Linked DNA regions of Homo sapiens: region 1 is linked to region 2. A link is an interaction called in ENCODE POLR2A ChIA-PET data of the cell type or tissue named here. Cell type or tissue: OCI-LY7. All regions are shown on one strand. Each heading gives the region's core, and the rest is flanking DNA. Links, peaks and the distances in the headings are about the cores only. Region 1 overlaps VAV1 (vav guanine nucleotide exchange factor 1). Region 2 overlaps DENND1C (DENN domain containing 1C).

Region 1 (5,000 bases), core at 1-5,000, 330 kb after region 2:
AGGAAAGGGTATGGATGTGTGCATAATTAGTTAATGAATATATTCATTCTTTCCACCATCCCTCATTGATTTGTCTACTGCGTCCCAGCAGCAGGGAATGTGATGGTTGATAAGAACTTGTTTCTGCTCTCATGGTGATCCCAGTCTACTGGGATTCCACGATCTGTTCAGACAGGTACAACCTGTTGTAATCAATGCTGTGTATTCATTAGGATAGAGGTTTGGCTACTGTAACAGTTAGGTAGAGATTAATTTATCATCTAAACCTATAGAGCAGCAGTCTCCAACCTTTTTGGTAGCAGTGACCGGTTTTGTGGAAGACAATTTTTCCATGGACCAGAGTTAGGGGGGATGGTTTCAGGATGATTCAAATGCGTTACATTTATTGTTCCCTTTATTTCTATTATTATTACATTGTAACATATAATGAAATAAGTATACAACTCACCATAATGTAGAATCAGTGGGAGCCCTGAGCTTGTTTTCCTGCAACTAGATGATCCCATCTGGGGGTGATGGGAGACAGTGGCAGATCATCAGGCACCAGATTCCCGATAAGGAGCGCACAAGGTAGATCCCTCACATGTGGAGTTCACAGTAGGGTTTGCACTCCTATGAGGATCTAACGCTGCAGCTGATCTGACAGGAGGTGGGGCTCAGGTGGTAATGCGAGCAATGGGGAGTGGTTGTAAATACAGATGAAGCTATGCTAGCTCACCTGCCCACCACTCACCTCCTGATGTGTGGCCCAGTTCCTAACAGACCATGGACCGGTACCAGGAGGCTTGTACTGGGAGCTACTCTGGAGGCTGAGGTGGGAGGATCACTTGAGCCCAGGAGGTGGAGGCTGCAGTGAGCTGTAATCATGCCACTGCACTCAACTGGGCAACAGAGTGAGACCCTGTCTTTTAAAAAAAAGTTAAAATCACTCCTGTAATCCCAGCACTTTGGGAGGCCAAGGTGGGCAGATCATGAGGTCAGGAGTTCGAGACTAGTCTGACCAAGATGGTGAAACCCCATCTCTACTAAAAATACAAAAATTAGCTGGGCTTGGTGGCACACACCTGTAATCCCAGCTACTCAGGAGGCTGAGCAGGAGAATCGCTTGAACCTGGGAGCCAGAGGTTGCAGTGAGTCGAGATTCTGCCACTGCACTCCATCCTGGGTGACAGAGTGAGACTCTGTCTCAAAAAAAAAAAAAAAAAAAGAAAAGAAAAAGTTAAAAAAAAGGCCGGGCGCGGTGGCTCAAGCCTATAATCCCAGCACTTTGGGAGGCCGAGGCAGGTGGATTGCCTGAGGTCAGGAGTTTGAGACCAGCCTTGCCAGCATGGTGAAACCCGTCTCTACTAAAAATACAAAAATTAGCCAGGTGTGGTGGCAGGTGCCTGTAATCCCAGCTACTCGAGAGGCTGAAGGAGGAGAATCGCTTGAACCCAGGAGGCGGAGTTTGCAGTGAGCCAAGATCACACCATTGCACTCCAGCCTGGGAGACAAGAGTGAGACTTCATCTCAAAAAAAAAAGTTCAAAAAAACCCCAACCAATTCTCTCCTCCCCAATAATTACCTTAGGACAACAGGCATAAGCTTGGGTCATCCTTGGCAAACTAGGAGGTAAGTCACTCTATGTAGCAGAGAACCAAAGTAACAAGGACTTAAATAAAACTGAAGATTATTTATTTCTTATGCAATAATCTGAGCTTAATCAGTCCAAGGCTGGCATGGTCCTTTCTACAATGTCAAAGACCAGCTCCTCCTGTTCTGTTCTTCCGCCACCTGTGAATTTCCTTTGTCCTCAGTTTCCAAGAATACTCATCACCATACTCACTTGCCAGCCAGATAAAGGGGCTAGAATGTTCCTCCCTTTAAGAATGCAACCTGGAATTGCACATTATCAGTTAGCTTTTGCTGTGTAACAAACAGTCCCCTAAAATGGAATGGCTTAAAGACAATATTTGTTATTCCAATTAATTTAGTAAATTGTCTGGGCAGATAGGTGATCTCTGTGGTTAGCTAATAACTTGGCTGGGGTAGGTAGTCTAGGAGGGCCTCATTCACATATCTGCTGGTTGGCCAGTTGATTAGTATAGGATACCTTTAGCTAGGTGCTTGTCTCTGCTCCACACGGTCTCTCATCCTCTGGCAATTTAGCCTGAGTGCTTGAATTTGGCAGGAGTATTCCAAGAAAGCAACAGGAGAAGTTGCAAAGCCTCTATGGGCTAAAGCGAGCCACAAGACCAACCCAGATACAAAAGATGAAGACTTAGAATCTACCTCTCTTTTTTTTTTTTTTTTTTTTTGAGATAGGGTCTTGTCTTGTCGCCCAAGCTGGGGTGCAGTGACTTGATCTTAGCTCACTGCAACCTCAAACTCCTGGACTCAATTGATCCTCAGCCTCCTGAGTAGCTGGAACTATAGGCATGTGCCACCACACCTGGCTAATTTTAAATTCATTTGTAGAGACGGGGTCTTGCTTTGTTGCCAGGCTGGTCTTGAACTCCTGGCCTCAAGCAATTCTCCCACCCCACCCAATCCTCCCAATCATGTCTTGGGGTTACAGGCATGAGCCACCATACCCGGCAATTCTCTTTGGCTGGTAGGAGCTGGAAAGTATTTGTAATCTACCACAAAGGGCATTCAGGGCAGAGGCAACCTTATATATGAGACCTGGAGATGAGAGACAGTAAAATAGGTGCATTTAGCGTGTGGCAACCACTTCCACCTGGCTGGAGCAGAGGTGGGAGAGGTAAGTGAGAAAAAAAAGAGTAGAGTCATCAGAGAAGTCAGCAGGGGCCGTGGTGAGGTTGAACTTTGTGTTGGGGATGATGGGGGAACCATGGCAAGGTTTCAAGAGGAGATTGACATGGTTAGATTTGCTGTATGAAGGTGGGCTGGGAGGAGTACAAAACGGATCAGGAAGACCACTGAGGAGGCTGTTGCAGCCACAAAGGTGATCACTGCGGTGGCTGCTCTAGGATTTGGGAACAGGGATGGTGAGAAGAGCTTAGATGTGACAGATAGTTTGGATGTAGAATCTGAATAATCTATTGATTGACTGGAAATGGAGGATTCAATGAATCCTCCATTTCCAGCCAGGTGCAGTGGCTCATGCCTGTAATACCAGCACTTTGGGAAGCCAAGACAAGCTAATTGTTTGAGGCCAGGAGTTCAAAACCAGCCTGGACAATGTAACAAGACCCTGTATCTACAAAAAATAAAAATAAAAATAACGTTATCTGGGCATGGTGGTGCATGCCTGTAGTCCCAACACTCAGGAGGTTGAGGCAAGAGGATCAATTGAACCCAAAAGGTGGAGGCTGCAGTGAGCTATGATTGTGCCACTTCACTCCAGTCTGGGTGACAGAGCAAGACCTCATCTCTACAAATAAAAAGTTAGCCAGGTGTGGTGGTGCATGCCCATAGTCCCAGCTGCTCAGGAGGCTGAGGCAGGAAGATTGCTTGAGCCCAATTTCAAGGCTGCAGATTGCACTACTGCACTTCAGCCTGGGCAACAGAGTGAGACCCTGTCTCTAAAGAAATAAAAATAAAAATAAACCCGACTTTCAAAACACTTAGATTCGTTCCTGGCTTGTAGACGATCACCTATGAAATTACTCTAACTTGGCCGGGCACAGTGGTTCATGCCTTTAATCCCAGCACTTTGAGAGGCAGAGGTGGGTGGATCCCCTGAGGTCAGGAGTTCGAGACCAGCCTGGCCTACATGGTGAAACCCTGCCTCTACTAAAAATACAAAAAATTAGCCAGGCGTGGTGGCGGGCGCCTGTAATCGCAGCTACTCAGGAGGCTGAGGCTGGAGAATTGCTTGAACCCAGGAGGCGGAGGTTGCAGTGAGCTGAGATCACGTCATTGCACTCTGGCCTGGGCGACAAGAGTGAAACGTTATCTCAAAAAAAAAAAATTACTCTAAGTTGATTCTGAAGGATTGGGGAGTGTTGAAAATCATCTTGGGTTCCTAAGACAAATTGCTGGGTGGTAATGGCACCATTGTTAGATGAAGAGGCTGGAGGGAGAGCAAGTTTGAACTGGCAATGATGTCAATCTTGGACCTGTTAAGTTTGAGGTGCCCATTGTTGAAAGAATGAACCTGTTTCCCCAGCTGTAAGCAAAGAAATGGATTGCAATGAAAAGGCATGCTTTCAACTGTTGTTCCAAAACCTTTGTCCTCATCTGGAACGGAGGTACAGACTGTCTCTTAGTTACTGTGTTATTCATTTCTATTTATTTATTTATTTTTGAGATGGCGTCTTGCTCTGTTGCCCAGGCTGGAGTGCAGTGGCACGATCTCAGCTCACTGCAGCCTCCGCCTTCCAGGTTCAAGTGATCCTCCTGCCTCAGCTTCTCAAGTAGCTGGGATTACAGGCATGCACCACCATGCCCGGCTAATTTTTGTATTTTTAGTAGAGACAGCATTTCACCATGTCGGCCAGGCTGGTCTCGAACTCCTGACTTCAAGTGATCCACCCTCTTCGGCCTCCCATAGTGCTGGGATTATAAGCATCAGCCTCCACACCCAGCCTCATTTATTTATTCAATAAATTGTATTGGGCACTATTGCATGCCACCATGTGGTGTTCAGGATTCAGAGGTGACTCAACCCTGGGTCCTGACTTCATCTGGAGAGAGCCCAGCACAGGCGTCTTCGTTGTCAGGCCTGGGTTGAGGAGGGACATCATGTTAAGGGAGGCTGCAGTTGGGGGAGAATGAGGACTCTGCTTGGCTGAAGACATTGGGGAAGGTTTCCTGGAAGAAGAGATATTGGAGATGGGCCTTGAAGGATGAGTAGGAGTTCACCAGGCAAATAGGAGAGGAACTTTTAGCCCAGACAGCAGTCCTTTATTCATCTCCCTGCATATAATTACTGTAAGAATCGGCAAGAGAAGCTGGAATGGAGATCCATGAGGTCTCTGAGGATCAGACAGACACATCACAGCTAACTCTGGCCCAAAGGGTACTTCATTAGGATAACACCAGCTACTGTAACA
Region 2 (8,936 bases), core at 2,405-7,404:
TAGAGACAGGGTTTCCCCATGTTGGCCAGGCTGGTTTCGAACTCCTGACCTCAGGTGATCCGTCTGCCTTGGGCTCCCAAAATGCTGGGATTACAGGCGTAAGCCACTGTCCCCGGCCCGGAGCCCACTTTAGAAACCAGAGATCCTACCTTCTCCTCCCTCCCCGAGTCAGGACCTGTCCCCAGGGACCAAGCCCTGCCCCTTTCAGGGACCCAGAAATTGATTTCTGCCCCCTCTAGAACTACCCACCCGCTCTCATTGAATCAAGAGTAGGTGGACCCCATCTTTAGGGATCTTGTGGTCCAAGCTACCTTCTCCCAGGGGCCTAGAAGTCCAGCCCTATGTGCCACCCCGCCCCCCCACCCATATCCCTAGGACTCAGGAAATCCTGGGATTTCACAGTCAGGACCCATCCCCTCTGGAGTCCAGCTTGGACCGCCACCCCAGTCCCAGAAAGACACCTGCTTAGGGACCTGCGAATTTGGTCCCACCCTGATTTCCCTCAGGGACCTAGGAGTAGGTCTTGTCCCCCAGGAACCCAGGAGTTGGGGGCTCCCATGTTTTTGTTTTGTTTTGTTTTGTTTGAGACGGAGTCTCGCTCTATTATCCAGGCTGGAGTGCAGTGGTGTGATCTCAGCTCACTGCAACGTCTGCCTCCCGGGTTCAAACGATTCTCCTGCCTCAGCCTCCTGAGTAGCTGGGATTATAGGCGCACGCCACCACGCCCAGCTAATTTTCGTATTTTTAGTAGAGATGGGGTTTCACCATATTGGTAGGGCTGGTCTTGAACTCCTGAACTCGTGATCCGCCTGCCTCGGCCTCCCAAAGTGCTGGGATTACAGGCATGAGCCACTGTGCCCAGCCGGGGGCTCCCATCTTTAGGAATCCAGGAGTTCAGTCCTTCCCCACTTGGGAACCCTGGAGTAGGGGATCCTGCTGGACTGTCTCCAGCTATACCCTCAGGGACCCAGGAGTCTGCCCTCAACCCTGCCAGTTCAGACAAGCCCTCGGGGACTCAGCAGTCCACCTCCAGTCCCAGCTGGACCCTCAGGGCTCTGGCATACCTGTTTGAACAGCTGCAGGTGCACAGCCCGCCGGTGGAAGGCCTGCAGAGGTGCCCCAGGCTTCTGGGCCAAGAAGACTTCCTCACTGAAGGTCACTGGCTGGCCCTGGAAGAAGCGTTGGAGTTCTGAGCTCCCTGGGGTGCTCCTGGCCCTCCCTCATTCTACTATATATTTATGTAGCAAACATTGATTAGGCACTTGCTGTGTGTCTGATCCTGTGTGGGGCCTCATGGATGGCAGGGAGGACTTAAGCTGTTTTTTGTTTGTTTGTTTGTTTTGTTTTTTGAGACGGAGTCTCGCTCTGTCGCCAGGCTGGAATGCAGTGGCGTGATCTCAGCTCACTGCAACCTCTGCCTCCAGGGTTCAAGCGATTCTCCTGCCTCAGCCTCTTGAGTAGCTGGGACTACAGGCACGTGCCACCATGTCCAGCTAATTTTTGTATTTTTAGTAGAGACTGGGTTTCACCATGTTGGCCAGGTTGGTCTCCATCTCTTGACCTCGTGATCCACCCACCTCGGCCTCCCAAAGTGCTGGGATTACAGGTGTGAGCCACCGCGCCCAGCCCTGGTTTTTTTTTTTTTTTTTTTCATTTCTTTTTTTGAGTCAGGGTCTCACTCTGTCACCCGTGCTGGAGTGCAGTGGTGTGATCTTGGTTCACTGCAACCTCTGCCTCCTGAGCTCAAGCGATCCTCCCACCTCAGCCTCTCAAGTAGCTGGGACCACAGGTGCACGCCACTGCGCCCAGCTAATTTTTGTAGTTTTTGTAGAGACAGGGTCTCACTGTGTTTCCCAGGCTGGTCCAAACTCCTGGGCTCAAGCAATCCACACACCTTGGCCTCTCAAAAGTGTGAGTCACCGACCCGGCTGATTTAAGCATTTATCTCGAGTAAGGTGGAAGCCCGGGAGGGGTGTGGGCGGGGGGGTGGGGGGAGGGAAATGATCTGACTCGGGTGTTCACAGGTGACCTCTGGCCACTGCAGGGAGGACAGACTCTGGGAGATAAAGCAGAGGGCTGCTTGCAGGAGGCCGGGCGCGGTGGATCACACCTGTAATTTCAGCACTCTGGGAAGAGGAGATGGATGGATCACCTGAGGTCTGGAGTTTGAGACCAGCCTGGCTAACATGGTGAAACCCCATCTGTACTAAAAATACAAAAAATTAGCCATTGTGGTGGTGCATGCCTGTAATCCCAGCTATTCAGGAGGCTGAGGCAGGAGAATTGCTTGAACCCAGGAGGTGGAGGTTGCAGTGAGCCGAGATTGTGCCACTGCACTCCAGCCTGGGCAAGAGAGCAAGACTCTGTCTCAAGAGAAAAAAAAAAAAAAAAGAAGAAGAAGAAGACTGCTTGCGGGGGAGTCCCAGTTTTTGGGAGAGATCAGTGCATTAATTTTAGGCAAACAATGAGAGGGTCCAGGCCAGGGTGGAGACAGAGGAAGTGGGTGGTCTGTGTGCAGATTCAGGATGCAGAGATGACAAAAACGTCAGATGCTCAAGTGATACTAGAACCCCCCAATGATTTTACAGATTGGTTGTGAAAAACAGGGGAGGGGGCTTCAGAGATCAAGGCCCCGGCTTCAACATTCACCCACTGTGGGACTTCTCCAAAGCCTTGGTTTCCTCATATGGAAAATGGGACTATCACAGTATCCATCTCAAAATGTTATGAGCATTAAATGAGATAATAGCAGTGGTAGGAGCTAGCATTTATTGAGTGCTTGCTGTATGTCAGGTACGATTCAAAGTGCTGGGAAAATGCTGATTCACTGATTCTAATATCCTTTTGGGTGGCACTATTGGGGTCCCATTTTACAGAGGGGCAAACAGAGGCACAAAGTAAGCACTCCATTAATGCTACCTATCATTATTATTTTTTAATTAAAAAAATATATAGAGACGGTGGCCGGGCATGGTGGCTCACACTTGTAATCCCAGAACTTTAGGAGCCTGATGCGGGCAGATCACCTGAGGTCAGGAGTTCGAGACCAGCCTGGCCAACATGGAGAAACCCCGTTTTTACTAAAACTACAAAAATTAGCTGGGCATGGTGGTGCGCACCTGCAGTCCCAGCTACTTGGGAGTCTGAGGCAGGAGAATCGCTTGAACCCGGGAGGCACTCCAGCCTGGGGAACAGAGTGAAACTCTGTCTCAAAAACAAACAAACAAACAAACAAACAAACAACAACAACAACAAACGGGAGGGGTCTCACTGTGTTGCCCAGGCTGGTCTTGAACTTCTGGGCTCAAGCAATTCTCCCATCTCGGCATCCCAAAGTGTTGGGATTACAGGCGTGAGCCACTGCGTCCGGCCATCTACTGTACCTATCGTTACATTGCGATTCATTCAGGAACCCACGAGACCTCTCCCGCAGCGTCCCCGCTGCTCACCGGGCTGCAGACGAGTGCGTCGCGGTACCCCCCGAAGAGCAGGGCCTGGGCTTTGAGGAAGAGACGGGACACCCCTTCCCCGGGGGCCAGGGCGACCTTCCTGAGCCGGAGCCTCAGCAGGGACACCTGAAGCACAAGGGAGTGGCCCTGAGTGGGCAGGTGTGGGCCCCTCGCCTCCCGGGGCAGGAAGGTGGGAGGGGCGACACTGACCACGTCTGGAGGCAGCGCCTGCACGTCGTTAAAGGTCGTCTCCAAGGTATTGGCGTCCACGTTCAGCACCACGACGTCCTCCAGGGCTTTTTCTCGTACTCTCTGCGGAAAAGCGGGGTCGGCCGCTCAGAGCCCGGGAGTCCTTGGCAGAGGAGGGCATCTGGGGATGTAGAGGAAGGGGGAACCCTCACGTCCCCGTCGTCTGGGTAGATCCACGCTCACCTCGGCGAGACTGGCGTGCACTCCAATGAGGTAGGGCATGGGCGCGCTGCGGACCGAGGGGACGGGGTCATGCAGGCACCGCCCCCAGGGCCTGCCCACAGGCCCTGCCCCTCCCAGCTGCCCTCGCTCACCAGCAGTAGTCCAGCAGGTGTGGGGGCAGCGTGGGGATCAGCACGTGCTCCCAGCGCATGGGGTACAGGAGCGCGCAGGACGCGTGGACGCACGAGGTCAGCTGGGGAGCGATGGCGGGGCGTGGAGTCAGGGCCTGGACCCTCTAGCGCGAGGTCTCTTCCAGCTGCATTTCCCACGTCCCCAGTCTCCTGTTCCCCCTCCCCATCCACTGCTGGATAATGAGTGACAACTCGAACCCCTTTAGAAATCATGTGGAGACCAGGAATTTGGCCACTTACAGTGCTTTAAGCGGGTGAAGCCAGGACTCATACCGTCCTGATCCCTCTCTGTAAGGGGCGCAGTTAATAGGCAACACCCCTGAGTCTTCCCCATGCAGGTAGAGCAAGGACTGAGCCTCCACTGACTCCACCCCGAAAGAGGTGGAGCTATGACGTAGACCGCCCTTGTCCCGCCCCTAGGGGTGGATCCAAGACGTAACCCCACCCAAAGAGGTGGAGCCGGAAGGCAATCATTTGGCCCCGCCCCTAGGGGTGGAGCCAGTCTCCACGTCTGCCTTTGACCCTGGGTTTCAGGGTCCCTGGGAGTATGGGTCTCTAGTTTTTTGCGCCCCTTGTTATCTGAGTCCCTGTGTTCCTAGGTCCCTGGGTATTCGGGTCCCTGGGTCCTCAGATCTCTGAGTCCCTGAGTCCCTGGGTCCCTGGGTCCCTGGATTCCCACGTGTATAAGTCCCTAGTTCTCAGTGTCCCTGAGGGTCCGGAGGGGTGGAGCCAGACGTGTTGCGGCCCATAGTGGGTGGAGCCTGAGCACAGTACTCCCAAAAAGGAGGAGCTGCAGCGCAGCCCCCTCCCACGAGGGCGGGGCCAGAGTTCAACTCTCCAAGACCTTCGAAGGGGCGGGGCCAGGACTTCGCCCTCGGGTCTCGCGCAGTAGGGTTAGAGCCAGGAATCAGCCCCCTTGTCCCGCCCCCCGGGGCGGAGCCAGGCCCTGCTCCCACCCCGGCCCGGCGGACCCCGCCTCACGGTGCTGAGTTTGCTGGCGGTGAGCAGGACTCTTCTCTCGGCCAGGAGCGCCGCGAACAGCCCCACGATGTTCTCGTCAGTCACGGCCACCACCAGCTCCGTTAGGTTCCTCTGAGGATCAGAGAGTCGCTCTGGGCGTGGACGGGCCCCTGGATCTTGCATCCCCGGTCCGGGTTTCGGGACCTGTTCTCACCCCCAGAGACCCCTCCCCACTCACGTTCTCAGGGATGGATGGCAGGCGGCCGGAGTCCGGGGCCACGAAGCAGGAAAGCTGGTGGGGGTATTGGCAGGGGGATCAATCAGTCAGGAGGCTGGCCTCACCTGGACCCCCGACCTTCCAGGGTCCCCGAGCCCCGCTCACCGGCTTGCTATTCCCCCGGGTAGGGGGGGGGATACCCTGCCCGCTGGAGACCGTCACTCCGCTGCCCTGGGGAAGAGGCACGACTCTGTGGTCATGATGGCTGGGACGCAGCCTTCCCATCCACCTAAGGTCCAGCGCCCAGGGAATGGGAGCTACTCACCAGCTCAAGCCCCACTGAGGCCTGGGGCCCAGACAGGGACTGCTGAAACAGATTTTGAAGAAGTTCCTCTGCCTCGGTGACCTGGGTGGGACGTGGAGGGGCGGGGGTGGCTGAGCCAGATGTGGGGATTGGGGATTCCGAGGGCTATGACTAAGGTTGAGTGGTCTGGGAGGAGCCAAGGGCTCAGGTCAGTCCTGGGAGTTTTTTTTTTTCTTTCTTTAAAAGAAATTAATAATAATAATAATAATAATAATAGAGACAAAGTCTCCCTATGTTGCCCAGGCTGGTCTTGAACTCCTGGGCTCAAGGGATCCTGCTGCTTCGGCCTCCCAAAGGGCTACAATTACAGGCGTGAGCCACCGCGCCCGGCTTTTTAAATTTTTTAATTTAAATTTTTCCTTGTAGGCCGGGCGCGGTGGCTCGCGCCTGTAATCCCAACCCTTTGGGAGGCTGAGGCATGCGGATCACCTGAGGCCAGGAGTCCGTGTCCAGCCTGGCCAACATAGTGAAAACACGTCTCTGTTAAAAGTACAAAAAAAAAAAAAAAAATTAGCCGGGCTGGTGGGCCGCGCCTATAGTCCCAGCTACTTGGGAGACTGAGGCGGAAGAATCGCCTGAACCCGGAATGCGGAGGTTGCAGTGAGGCGGAATCGCACCACCGCACTCCAGCCTGGGCGACAGAGGAAGACTCCATCTAAAAGAAATTTTTTTTCTTGAGACAGGGTCTTGCTCTGTCCCCCAGGCTGGAGTGCAGTGCTGCGATCATAGCTCACTATAGCTTCGAACTCCTGGGCTCAGTTGATCCTCCCACCTTGCTCTCCTGAGTAGCTGGGACCACAGGTGTGCACCACCACGCCTGGCTAATTTTTTATTTTTATTTTTTGAGACGGAGTTTCGCTCCTGTTGCCCAAGCTGGAGTGCAATGGCGCGATCTCGGCTCACTGCCACTTCCGCCTCCCGGGTTCAAGCGATTCTCCTGCCGCAGCCTCTGAGCAGCTGGGATTACAGGCGTGTGCCACGACGGCCGGCTAATTTTTTTTTTTTTTTTTTGTATTTTTAGTAGAGACGGGGCTTCACCATGTCGGTCAGGCCGGTCTCGAACTCCTGACCTCAGGTGATCCGCTCGCCTTGTCCTCCCAAAGTGCTGGGATTACAGGCGTGAGCCACAGCACTTGGCCAATTATTTTTTATATTTTGTAGAGACGGGGGTCTCACTATGTTGCCCAGCTGGTCTCGAACTCCAGGGCTCAAGGGATCCTCCCACCTCGGCCTCCCAAAATGCAGGGACTACAGGTGTGACACAGTGTGCCCTGCCAAGCCTGGGAGATCTGAGAGGGAGGGGTTGGGAGGTTGAGGGGGGTGGGGGCTGGGACTCCCACAGGAGTGAGAGAGGGGCTGGTCTCACTTGGTCCTGGGCTAGGAGGTCTCCCACTGTGTTCAATAGCTTGTAAAACACCTCGAACCAAGGCAGGTGGCTGTGGAGAGAGGAGACAGGTTCCACGAAGTGTCCCTAGGCCTCGGCCTTTCCCATCCCCCCCTCCAACCCCCATATCCCGCACCTGAGGATGCAGAGACAGCTCTGGGTACCCGCCCGCAGGCGGCAGAAACCAAATCTGCGGTTGCCGGCAAGGTCTGTGAGGGCGAAGGTGAAATGCTGCACGGCGGGGCTGGGGGGCTCCCTGGAGTGGGAAGGGCTGTTAGAGAGACCTGGACATCCCAGCTGTCTGAGGATGTCCCCGCTCCCCAACAAAGCTCCTAGGACCCTGAGTGTATGGGTCTCTAGTTGTCAGGATCCCTGAATGTCTGGATCCCTGGGTCTCAGAATCCCTGGGTCCCTGAATCTCTGGGTCCCTGGATCTCTGGGTCCCTGAGTCCCTGGGTCCCTGGATCTCTGGGTTTCTGGATCTCTGGGTCCTTGAATCCCTAAGTCCCTGGGTTCCTCAGTCCCTGAGTCCCTGAGTCCCTGAGTCCCTGGTCCCTGAGTTTCTGAGTCTCTGGGTTCCGAAGTCCCTGAATCCTTGTGTCCCTGAGTCCTTGAGTCTCTGAGTCCCTGGGTCCCTGGGTCCCTGGGTTCCTGAGTCCCTAGATCTCTGGGTCCCTGAGTGTCTGAGTCCCTGGATGCTAATGTATATAGGTCCCTAGTTCTCAGGGCCCCTGAGTGTCTGAGTCTCTGAGTCTCAGGGTCCTCGAGTGTATGGGTTTCCAGATGTCTGAGTCTCTAGGTGTTGAGTCCTTGGGGCCCCTGAGAGATCTGAGTCCCTGAGTCCTTGGATCTCCCCGCCCTTCCGTACCTTTCCACATCAAAAGGGAAGCAGAATTTAGGCACCATCTGCATAGCTTCCTGGAGGTGAAGAAAAGCGCAGACTGCTTGGCCACTGAGGTCGGGCACCACCTCCCTGGGCTCCAGGTCCAAGAAACCAAGTCCCCTCCCCCTGGGAGACTGGCCCTCGCCCTGGGGGAGCAAGGAGCCAGCCTGAATACCTGGTCCCTGAAGTCTGGAGGGAACTGCCGCAGGATGGGGGGATCTGTAGAAGAGAGCACGCCTCTAAGTTCAGCGACCCAGGCCCACCCTCCCCTCCCACTCCCTCACTCCCAGGCTCCCAACTCACCCTCCTGCAGGGAGGCAGGGCAGGCCGCTTCGAAGAACCAATCAAACACAGCAGGGGAGCCCCCTCTGTGGGATGCAGAAGGGGTCCAGAGACTTGCTTCTATGCATGTGTGGTTGTGTCTGCCACTTTGCACACAAGTGTGGTTGTGTGTGCATGTGCCACAAGGTGCGTCGGCATGTGCATGACTCTGGGGGTTTGTGGCTGTGAGTGTGTGGTTGTGTGAGGCTGTGTGTGCAGCAGTGTTAATTGAACACACAAGTACAGGATGGAGTGAGAAAGTGTGACTGTGTGTGTGTGGCTGTGTATGATTGTGTGTGGCTGAGTGCATGGCTTTTGTGAGCAGGCAGTGTGTGTGTGATCCTGTCTGCTGTCTGCCTGAAAAGATGAGACTGTCTCCTATATCTGTGGCATGAGACTGCACAGATATGAAGGACAGCCCGTGCAGTCCCAAGCTAAGTGAATTACATCTCTCTCTCTCTATATATATATCCATCTATCTGTCTGTCTGTCTGTCTCTGTCTATCCATCCATCCATCCATCCACCCACCCACCCACCTATCCATCCACCCACCCACCTATCTATCTATCTATCTATCTATCTATCTATCTATCTATCTATCTATCTATCTATTTTTTTGAGATGGAGTTTTGCTTTGTCACCCAGGCTGGAGTACAGTGGCACGATCTTGGCTCACTGCAACCTCCACCCCACAGGTTCAAGCGATTCTCCTGCCTCAGCCTCCCTGTAGCTGGGATTACAGGTGCCCGCCACCA

Evidence for each region. ChIA-PET counts read pairs that join two places held together with the same protein. Peaks named below come from ENCODE experiments on the same cell type or tissue, not always from the same donor. Only the 100,000 strongest peaks of a DNase experiment are listed, where the experiment ranks them.
Region 1: POLR2A ChIA-PET joins it to region 2 with 7 read pairs; 3 of 35 experiments call an interaction of 5 or more read pairs at or near these places.

Annotation. Positions count from the first base shown.
Region 1 is chr19:6,806,802-6,811,801 of GRCh38, forward strand. All of the region lies in intron 1 of VAV1 (vav guanine nucleotide exchange factor 1), which reads left to right. Among named protein-coding and RNA genes, the nearest start is that of VAV1, 37 kb to the left of the region's middle. RefSeq lists an enhancer at 1-51. In OCI-LY7, for the core only: no CTCF peak of the experiment used is centred there; no DNase peak of the experiment used is centred there.
Region 2 is chr19:6,471,825-6,480,760 of GRCh38, forward strand. It overlaps DENND1C (DENN domain containing 1C), which reads right to left. Exons shown (of 23, transcript NM_024898.4): 2 at 8,163-8,227; 3 at 8,035-8,078; 4 at 7,845-7,894; 5 at 7,113-7,232; 6 at 6,959-7,028; 7 at 5,554-5,634; 8 at 5,394-5,459; 9 at 5,250-5,303; 10 at 5,033-5,143; 11 at 4,013-4,113; 12 at 3,882-3,927; 13 at 3,660-3,761; 14 at 3,450-3,575; 15 at 1,065-1,169. Among named protein-coding and RNA genes, the nearest start is that of DENND1C, 5.5 kb to the right of the region's middle. RefSeq lists enhancers at 3,771-4,510, 8,058-8,557. In OCI-LY7, for the core only: no CTCF peak of the experiment used is centred there; DNase peaks (open chromatin) are centred at 4,507 and 4,827; H3K4me3 peaks cover 296 bases.